2 separate regions of the Mus musculus genome follow, and region 1 is linked to region 2. The links are chromatin loops, found by intact Hi-C in ENCODE. Cell type or tissue: heart. All regions are shown on one strand. Links, peaks and the distances in the headings refer to the core of each region. The heading gives the core; the rest is flanking DNA.

Region 1 (5,321 bases), core at 891-4,890, 160 kb before region 2:
AGCCCTGGCTGTCCTAGAACTCACTCTGTAGACCAGGCTGGCCTTGAACTCAGAAATCCACCTGCTTCTGCCTCCCATGGGTCAGAATTAAAGGTATGTAACCACCATACTTCACTTTTTTTTTTTCAAGAGAGAATCTCACTATGTAGCCCTGGCTGTCCTGGGATTTGCATTGTAGACCAGGCTAGCCTTAAACTCAGTGAGACACACCTGCCTTGCATTGTAGACCAGGCTAGCCTTAAAATCAGTGAGACACACCTGCCTTAAACGTGTGAGTCATGGGAGGTTACACCTGGCAAAGTTGATTCGCAAGCCAGGTGTTGTGGTGCGTGCCCATAATCCCAGCTTCTGGGAGGTAGAGACCGGAGGATCAAGAGTTCGAGGGCAGCTTCTGAGAACAGCCTGGGCTATGTGAGATCCTGTCTCTGCCCCACAGAGAAGCTGACTCAGCACATTATGAAGAGTCCTGTACTCCTTCACTCCTTCAACTCCTTCTACCTTCTCACCTGGACCTTCCTTCAGACTCCCATATTTCCTAAAAACCAAGGATGGAGGGAAGAAGAGCAGGGTTTAGGGGAAATCGGATTTTGCTGACCTACAGATGGAAATGGTGAGGTGTTCATCTCTTAATATCTCAATGCATTAAGTGATAAAAAATTTTTCTAGACAAAATGGTTTGTTTATATAAGAAACACACATGGGATGGTGATGACTGACTGATTGGGGGGGGCACAGGGGCAGCTCGCTGTGAGGGGAGCCATCCCTGGGCTCTATAAGAAAGCAGGTTGAGCAAGCCAGTAAGCAGCACCCCTCCATGGCCTCTGCATCAGCTCCTGCCCGCAGGTGCCTGCCCTGACTCCCCTCAGTGATGGACAGTTACCTGGAAGTGTAGGTGGAATAAACTCTTTCCTCCCAGTTTTTTTTTTTTTTTTTTGGTTCTGGTGTTTTGTGTTTTATCACAGCAATAGAAATCCTGATAAAGGCAGAGAAGTGCTTTTCTCCAGATACAAGATGTTTGTCTACGCTTTCTGTATTTTCAAGTGTTTGATAAAAATTGTATTAGCCTTACAATAAGCGGAAAAGGAGGAGGAGGGGGAGGAGGAGGAGGAAGAAGAGGAGAGAGGGAAGGAGGAAGGGAGGGAGGGAGGGAGGGAGAGAGGGAGGGAGGGAGGAAGGGAGGGAGGGAGGAAGGGAGGAAGGGAGGGAGGGAGGAAGGGAGGGAGGGAGGGATACTTTGTATCTAGTAAGCTAATTCAGTAGTTTACAATCTGGGCCAGGAGAAACAGCACAGCTGTCTGAGTCCTCCCTGCTCTTGCAGAGGACCCAGGTTCCGTTGCCAGCAGCCACACGGTGACAGCCACACGGTGACTCACGCTCAGCCACAGCTCCAGCTCCAGGGATTCCGACGCCGCCTTCTGACCTCCACGGACACCAGGCACCCGTGTGGCACACGCATAAAATATAAGACTAGTTAAGAATCCCACAAACCCAACAACCAGCGAAGCTGTCGGGATGACGCGCTCGGGCGGCGCTGGTTTTGAAGTAGCTGAGCGTACATAAGAAAAAAAACGCCCAGAAGAGTGTTTCTTCTAAATATGGTATACATCGCAGAATACAGCCCAAAGAAATTACTCAAGACAAGACTCTTCTGCCAAGATGCTCAGAGCTAGAAGAGAATCTAATTATTGGGAAGTGATGACACAGCATAATGAAACACGTCCCCATAAAAGGGGAAGCCCATGAGCTCGGAAGATGCATTCTTGAACTATGTGACAAAGACTAAACAGTGACAAAGTAAAACAAATTAAGGGAGGTGAGCATTGATTAAAGCCCAGCTTTAAAACCCAGATACGGGCTGGGCGTGGTGGCGCACGCCTGTAATCCCAGCACTCGGGAGCCAGAGGCAGGCGGATTTCTGAGTTCGAGGCCAGCCTAGTCTACAAAATGAGCTCCAGGACAGCCAGGGCTATACAGAGAAACCCTGTCTCGAAAAACCAACACCCCCCCCCAAAAAAAAAAAAAAAAAAACCATATACACTGGGCAGTGGTGGTGCATGCCTGTAATCCCAGCACTCAGGAGGCAGAGGCAGGAGGGTCTCTGTAAGTTCAAGGCCAGCCTGGCCTACAGAAAGAGTTCCTGGACAGCCAGGGCTACATAGAGAAGTCCTGTCTCAAACCCCCTAAAATAAACAAACGGAAAGAAACAGAAATTCAGTGGAATGGGAAAACAGAGAGCTTATGATGTGTGTGTGGCAGGTGCCACTGGTTGGAAGCAGGAAGCAGGGAGTTGGCGTAAATCAGATCAGAAGAGATGTCTGACCTGTGGCTGATACATCAACAACAGCCATTCAGGGAAAGAAACTGAAAAATACCAGGATTCCTCAAGAGGCAACTTTACATCTAGATCCTTCCTTATCTCGCAAAGGACTGAAGGATCACACGAAACCATTAATCACAAACTTTAATTTATATGGATGTGTCTTTTATAAGACACGTTCAGCTACAGTGAGGAGTCAGGTACAACAGTCAAACTTTCAAACTATATAAACTAGAGGTGACATACTAAACCAATTAAAAGTTAGGTTAATAGGAGTATGAATGCAGGGGTGGTAATATACACCAATCTTCCCAGAGCTTGGGAAGAGACAGGAAGATAAGGAGCTTATGACCAGCCTGGGCTACAAGTGACCCTGCCACAAACCAAACCAAACCAAAACCTGGATTTGGCTCCTAGCACCCACACAGTGGTTCACAACCATCCATAACTCCAGTTCCAGGGAGTCTGGCGCCCTCTTCTGGGCTCCCTGGGCATGCGCATGGCACACAGACATGCCCAGAGGCAAAATCCTCTACTTACAAAACAAATGAATCTGCAATAAGGTCATTCCCATCCTCAAGGAGGCACATACACACTGGTTCTCTGATGCCGGTTGTAGACTGGCTAGGGATAAGGTCAGGTTTTACTCTGGTGCCTCCGTTCTCTCAAAGGGCTCACTCCACTGTAGCGACACACATATGCTCGCACGTGTCACTGTTACGGGAAACTAAAGAAAACACCATCGTCATGTCTACGATCAGGCTTATTTTCAGACTGAGTCTCACTGTATAGGCCGGGCTCTAGGCAGGCCTCAAATTCATTGTGTAGCCCAGGCTAGCCTAAATTTTTCAAGTCCTGGGATTGATCATTTCATTTGTCAGCAGTTGTCACTGACTGACAGGTTCTGAGTTGCACTTAAGCAGTCTTACTCCTGAAGGGGGACCAGTGCTCCATACCTCTCAGACTTTCCCAAATACCCAAACACGTACCTTCTCATCAAAGCCTTGTCTGTGTGGTAAAGATGAAACTGGGCCAGCAATAACCACATTCTCATTGCAAACACATTGGTTATTCTTCAACCCCAGACAGACAAAGTTTCCTAAGAGTTTAATTGAGACATTGGACTAAACAGCCAGGTACCATGGGTCATATCTTGAACCCTAGCACTAAGGAGGCAGAGGCGGGAGGATCTCTGTGAGTTAGAGGCCAGCTCATTGTACAAAGTGAGTTCCAGAGCCAGCTAGGGCTACACAATGAGACCCTCTTAAATACACAATCAAGTACACAAGCTCACACACACATCAAAACAAAAGAAAGTGTGTGTGTGTTTGAGTGTGTATGTGGGAGTGTGTGTGTGAGTACTGGAAGTGTGTGTGTTTGAGTGTGTATGTGGGAGTGGGAGTGGGAGTGTGTGTGTGTGTGTGTGTGTACTGGGAGTGTGTACTTGTAGAGATTGTGCTTAGAGCCCTTGTAAAAGTTAGCCAAAACCACCACAGAGCTACAGTTTCAGTCCTGGACAAAACTTATAAAAAGTGACTAATATTTCCTACATAGATAATTATGCTTGCTCTGAAATAGCTATAAAACCAAGGAACAAAGGACTATTTAATCTAGGAAGTTAAGAAAGGCACACACACAAATACCTAGACCCCAAAATGCCCAGGTGAACCCAGAACATACATTTATCAATGAGTTTAGTCATGAGGTTGCCTGATGTAAGCGCTGACCCTGCAGGACCTTTCTCTTCCTCTTCCTGCCCCCTCCTCCCTTTTCTTTCCTTCCTTCCTTATGCAGGGTCCGGGGAAACTACACAGGGGTCACACTGTAGCTTGACTCATCTCAGTCTCCCGAGTGCTAAGATTATGGGCAAGAGCTGTGGGTCAGTGTGTTTAGCTAAGGGTTGTTCCTTATGTGATGGGTCCCCCACCCCAAACAGGCCTGTCATGACCCATCTCTCACTAGACATTTACTAGAAGAGAGTTTCTCTCTCTCCCCCTCCCTCTCTCTCTCTCCCCCTCCCTCTCCTTCTCTTCCCCTCTCCCTCCCTCCCTCTCTCTCTCCCTCCCTCTCCCTTCCCCCCTCTCTCCCTCTCTCTCCTCCCTCTCCTTCCCTCTCCTTCTCCCTCCCTCCCTCTCTCTCTTTCTCCCTCCCTCCCTCTCTCCCTCCCTCCCTCCCTCTCTCTCTCTCCCTCTCCCTCTCTCTCTCTGTCTCCCTCCTTCTCTTTTCCTCTCTTTCTCCCTCTCTCCCTCCCTCTCTCTCTCCCTGAGTCTTACACATAATCAGCATTTTTGTTTTCGGCTGTCCCAGTCATTTCCTACCTTGGGCCGGTTCTGACATGCACAAGGCCTTTACACTGAACCCACATTGTGTGTGTTGCATGACCTCAGCCGTCCCACCCGGCGGAGTCTGTGAGGGACTTACAATGCTGCTTTGACTCACTACAAAGCCCCTTCCTCTCCATTTAGGATTTCTTACATTTTTCCCCCTTCCATTTAAAATTCTTCTTCCCATTTAAATAAAAAAAACCTTTTTTTTTTTTTTTTTATTAAGACCATAAAGGAGAAAGAGGGAGTTGGCCCAGGGAACTAAGAAAATTGAGAGTAGAGTTTAAAGGAAAGCCATAAAACTGCTTTGTGGTTACATCTCCTGCCAATTGGTTCCAGCATTAAAACAGAGCTAAAAGCGCAAACTCAGAAGAAAAAAAAAAAAAAGCCTGAAAATTCTCCCTAAGGTTCAAAGATGTGACCAATCAAGACCTTTCCTGCTCAGGAAGGCGGCAGGCGCAGGGAGTTACTGGAAGGAACTGAGAGCCCCAGCCCTGACATAACCCAGGATTCCAGGATGAGTTATCTATTTTCTTTATCTCAGAAGGAATGTCTCATATTATTATTGCAGCAATACAGGGATTTGGGCCAAATATTTAGCTCAAGAAAAGACAGCTTTCCCATGGAGCTGGAATCTCGAGTACATGAGGGCTTTGCTATCCGTCAGATCTGTTTGTTTC
Region 2 (5,321 bases), core at 609-4,608:
GAGCTTAGGGTGTCTGGTTAACTCAGCTCTTCTGGTTCAAACTCCACTCCAAGCTTACTGATGTCAGATTGGCTTCTCCGTTTCTTACTGATTTATTCTGCTTGGGTTCAAACCAACTTCGGCAACTTTGTTCTAGTATTCTGGCTCCTTCTCATTCTTTGGCTTGATCTGTCTTCACCTATGTCTAGTTTGTTCTCTCTCCAACCTGTCTGTGTACAACTGTCCCAGTAAAAAACTGCCCCTTCCTCTCTCTGCACTGCTTCCTCAAGTTGCTTCCCTTTCCTGTCTGTTCTCATAAGAACTGGGCAGATCCTATTCTGTGATTTGGCACTTGGCCACTCAATTAGAAATCACTTTCAAACATGGGTGCTTCCTTCTTCAAGCTAACTTTACCTTCATTGTTTGGGATTAGAGATGTGTGCTAAGGGCTGAGCTACACCATAGCTAGAAATAGGTTTTTTCCAGGATATGACAGTCTCAGGGTTCACAGTGTGATCAAACATTCTGCAACTAAGTTTAATGATTGAGATTAAAAAAATAATAGTAATGGCTGGTCGTGGTGGCGCATGCCTTTAACCCCAGCACTTGGGAAGCAGAGGCAATGTAAGAAAGTGAGTCTCTTGTGAGGCAAAGGAAAGGGGGTTATATGGGTTAAGAAAAAGAAAGTTGGGGCTGGGTGTAGTGGTGCATACCTTAATCCCATCACTGAGCAGGTACAGGCAGGAGGATCTCTGAGCTTGAGGTCAACCTGGTCTACAAAGTGAGTTCCTGGACAGCCAGGAATACACAGAAAGATGTTGTCATGGGGAGGTAGACTTGTGGGGAGGGGAAGGGAGAAAGTAAGCAAAAGAAACAGAAAGGAAAGAATTGAAAGGTTAGGCCTGCAGAGATGGTCTAACCTTTTTTGTTAAGAGCACTGGTTGCTTTTGTTGAGGACTCAGGTTCAGTTCCCAGGCATGCAGGAGGGAGCATATACATGCCTGCAGGCAAAGAGCCATATGTATAGAATGAAAATAAATTTTTAAGAAAGATAAAGAGGGCTGGGCATGGTGGCACACACCTTTAATCTCAGCACTCGGTGGGGGTGGGGGTGGGGGTGCACAGGCAGGCGGATTTCTGAGTTCTAGGCCAGCCAGGTCCACAAAGTGAGTTCTAGGACAGCCAAGATCTACACAGAGAAACCCTGTCTCAAAGTGGGGAAAAAAAAAAAAAAAAAAAACAAGAAAACAAGCAAGAGTTGATGAAATGAAAACATCACTTTAAGGTGTTGTTCCAGCATTCAGGTGGCAGATAGGTAGATCTCTGTGAGTTCAAGCCAGCCTGGTCTACAAAGTGAGTTCCGGGAACAACCTAGTCTACACAGAAACCCTGTCTCAAAAAAACGGAAACACACACACACACAAATATATATATGTAAATTTTTTATTTTTTTGTTTTTTTTGAGACAGAGTTTCTCTGTGTAGCCCTGGCTGTCCTGGAACTCCCTCTGTAGACCATGCTGGCCTTGAATTCAGAAATCCGCTTGCCTCTGCCTCCCAAGTACTGGGATTAAAGGCGTGTGCCACCACGCCCGGCTCATGTTTTTTTAAATTAAAAAAAAAAAAAGTGTTTGAAACTGGAGCAATAGAGACTGGTAGAGGAAGAATAACTCTAGTAAAAATAATTAAATATTTGTATACTATTTTATTTGACTATGAAAACATAATAAAGAAGAGATCTAGGCTAATTATTTTTAGTAGAGCATTAAGCATCACAGCGGAGCATCATTATGTTAATGAGACCTGATTCCGAGGGGCTTGGGCTAAAGTTTTATCAAAGTTGTAGCGAAAGGAATCTGACTGTTCCAGCACTCCTCCAACAATACATTCATAGGGTCTTAAGATTAACTTATGCAAAATGCTTAGTAAAGTACAAGCACTGAGTAGCTGAAGAGTATCTTAGCTCCCTCTTCAGCTTTTTTTTTTTTTTTTCTAATGAGGGGCGGGAGGAGCCAGTACGTCATCAGCAGGGGCGGGTGCACTCGGTCGCTTTTTAATCGGACCTAGGTTTTTAACCACGAATCTGCGCAAGGGTTAGCAGTGCGGTGTCAGCTTTTTGGTAGAAAGTACAAATGCTTTAGTGAGCGTTTTGCACAGCCCGGCGCGGCCTCCCGGGCGTCGACCCACACGCGACACGTACCACACACTTTCGCCTTCGCCGCCACAGACGAGCCTGCCGGAGCGAAGCACGCACAGGGGCGGGCAGGCCCTCCGCCCCCGGAAGCAGTTTTCCTCCAGAACCGGAAACAGTTGTTGCTTCCCGGGAGGAGGGACTGGGCGGGTCAGGGCGCAGCGGCTGACGGCGGGGGAGGAGCCGGGTCCACTGCCGGGTGGAGGGGCAAGGCGAGTGTCCTTATCCTACCGACCGGGGCCCGGGCCTGGGAGCCAGTTGGAGTCGCGGCAGCGTGAACGATCGGGCCGAGCGGAAGCAGACATGTTGCTCTTCGTTGAGGTGAGTGGCTCGGGTCGCCCGGTCGGGCTCTGAGAAGAGCCGGAGTGTTCGGGGCGCGGGCCGGTCCCACCGCCATGTGACTTTCCAGGCCGTCCACGCCGCGGAGCCCGACGAGAGGCTGACACAGCACCTGGGCCGTGCAGGCCGTGCAGCCCCGCTGTGCCCTCCGCAGGCCCGAGGAGCCTGTGTGGGTCGAGGCCCCCGGCGGCAGGGAAAGGGAAGGCGGCGCGTCGGGGGCTGGGCTGAGGTGGCGTGAGGAGCCGAGGGAGCCGAGGGTGTCCCATATGGAGCTCCTGAAGGAGGCGAGCGGGCGGGCGGGCGGCGGGGGCGGAGCCTGCGGAGAAAGGGCGATCAGGTGGGCGCGCTGGGGGTGAGCGAGGCCTCGCGGGGCCGCCTGGGACGGAGCGAGCAACATGTGGGAGCGCGGGAGAAGGGGAACTGCGGGCGCGGTGGGGTTTTGTCTCGCTAACTGGGGAGGGGCGTGTTGTTGTTGTTTTTTTTTTTTTTTAAGAGAGTAGAAAGCTCGCCCGCTCCCCCCACCTCCGGACCCCCCAAGCTGCACCAAAATTTTGTTGGGTTGCGTCCGCCGGCTCTGGAACGTTCGAGGGGGGTGCGGGGGGAGAAAGCGAGCTGGTGCGAACGGCGAAGCCCCACAGGGGTCGGAAGCCTTGAAAGGCACCGCTCTGACCTTTTGTAAAAGTTACTCGGGCTGCGGCTGCGTGGTGCGGGTTGATTCCGCGAACCTGTTCGGGGCCAGTTACAAGGAAAATTGCAAAGGAGGAGAGAAACTTAGGTGAAGCCGGGGTTTTGTGGTGGTGTTGGATCGGTGGAAATACCGTTTCTATTGGACCGTCTACCGTCCGCCTGTTTGAGATTTCAAGGTAGTGATTACCTGTCTTAGACAAATAATGAAGTTTAATTTCTCTCGTTTCTGCCCGGTTGTGTTGAGTGAGCATCAGCTGACTGCCTGGCAAATGCTTTGAGTAGATTCCAGATCATATTGTTCTTACATTGTGAAAACGTCAATCCAGCAAAGCTGCAACTTTGCAACTTGGCATTTGTTAACTATGCCCATAAAAAGAATCTTTTCATGAGAGACGGAATCACAGGTTGTATAATGGACTTGGAAGATGGGGCTAACTTAGGGGCAAAGAGTGTTCAGAGTGGTGGTGGGAGAATCTTAGGGTAGTCTGGCATAAAGTAAATAAGCAATTCTTATTTTTCATTGTGTATATTCGTTGTACTTGGTATTGTGTTACATAAGGACATTTTCACACAAACACGTGTATTGTATATTAAGCAAATAACTGCTTATATCTTCTATACTCATTTTCCCTCATTACTGATCTACCTTTCAGTTGATAAGTTTGGGATCCTAAAAATTAGGCGTTAAAGACGCTTAATTAATGTATGCTGAAGGTCAGTAGTATGTATTCATTTGGATATTTGAAACAGTCCACTAAAAATTTCGAACAGTGGACTCAATCTTTCTGTTTATTTTGTTGTTATTAATTTAAGTTCACCTTGGTTTTGAAAAGGACAAGAAATCAGGTTTTATTGTAAGCAGGGCTTAGTTTCCTTTTTAGGAATTACCATGCCGTGCAAATATTGTTCACCCCACCCCCGGAGACAGGGTTTTTTCTTTGTAGCCCTGGCTTACCTGGCACTCCTCTTTAGACCAGACTGGCCTCAAACCCAGAGATCTGACTGCCTCTGCTTCCTGAGCCCTGGGATAAAAGGCATATTTCCAAGTTTAGACATAGTATATGCCTTTACCTCCCAGAGTGCACCTCTACTCCTGGCTCTGCTAATGAATTATTATTGTATTTTCCACCAAACTACTATGTAAATTTAGTTAATATGCTCATTAGTCACTCAGTTCATCATTTTCTCATATGTAGTTTATTGAAAATTAATGTTTTGAAATATATTAAAACCAGTTAGAATTCAGGGGGGGGGGTGGTACACATCTTTAATTCCAGCACTTGGGAGGCAGAGGCAGGTTGGTTAGGCCATCCTGGTGAACAGATCCAATTCCAGGACAGCCAGGGCTACACAGAGAAACCATGTCTTGAAAAACCAACCAAAACAAAAAACCCTGATTTGTCTAACATATCAACAATTTTACAATATTTTGATAATGGTAATTGATTTACTTTGTGATCTTACACATTTCTTGCTTCTTTCTTTTTTTGTTTTTTGTTTTTTGAGACAGGGTTTCTTTGTATAGCCCTGGCTGTCCTGGAACTCACTTTTGTAGACCAGGCTGGCCTCAAACTCAGAAATCCCCCTGCCTTACTGGGATTTGAACTCAGGACCCTTGGAAGAGTAGTCAGTGCTCTTAACCTCTGAGTCATCTCTCCAGCCCTATAGGCAGTTCTTAAGAGTACCAAGTGCTGGACAACTGACATTCACATTAAAGTTTCTTTTAATTTATAGTACAGGTTTTTGTTGAGGGTGATGCTTGTATATTACAGAGGTCAGGACAGCTTTTCTAGGTTCTGTCCTGAGGGTTCAAACTCAGGATGTCTAGCCTACCAGCAAGTGCCTTTACCTACAAAGCATTGCAGGTCCTTCTTTGGTGTTTTTAAGGACATTCACATAGATAAGTAATATCGCTACATCTATCTCCAGAACTCTTTGGCATCCAGTTTGTAAAATTGAAACTCTGGAAACATGGTTAAGGGTGCTTGCTTCCAGGGACCCAGGCTCAGTTTGTAGTACCCACATCTGGCAGCTCACAACCCCTGCTCCAGAGGATCTAGTACCCTCTGCTGGCTTCTTAGGGCACTTAAACATACATATAAATAAAAGTTAATCTTTCTTGTTAT

The links. Peaks named below come from ENCODE experiments on the same cell type or tissue, not always from the same donor. Only the 100,000 strongest peaks of a DNase experiment are listed, where the experiment ranks them.
Region 1: a loop joins it to region 2, with 2.8 times the contacts of the local background. A loop is called at or near these places in 1 of 42 quality-filtered maps.

The regions. Positions count from the first base shown.
Region 1 is chr15:99,813,393-99,818,713 of GRCm38, forward strand. All of the region lies in intron 4 of Lima1 (LIM domain and actin binding 1), which reads right to left. It overlaps Gm17057 (a long non-coding RNA gene), which reads left to right and starts at 4,555. Exons shown (of 2, transcript XR_384452.3): 1 at 4,555-5,321. In heart, for the core only: a CTCF peak has its summit at 2,794 (motif pointing left); DNase peaks (open chromatin) are centred at 1,379 and 4,169; H3K4me3 peaks cover 1,268 bases; H3K27ac peaks cover 1,457 bases.
Region 2 is chr15:99,970,494-99,975,814 of GRCm38, forward strand. It overlaps Larp4 (La ribonucleoprotein domain family, member 4), which reads left to right and starts at 2,287. Exons shown (of 16, transcript NM_001024526.2): 1 at 2,287-2,490. The coding sequence starts at 2,473. It overlaps 2310068J16Rik (RIKEN cDNA 2310068J16 gene), which reads right to left and starts at 2,794. Exons shown (of 1, transcript NR_028124.1): 1 at 1,674-2,794. In heart, for the core only: no CTCF peak of the experiment used is centred there; DNase peaks (open chromatin) are centred at 2,308 and 3,088; H3K4me3 peaks cover 2,851 bases; H3K27ac peaks cover 2,219 bases.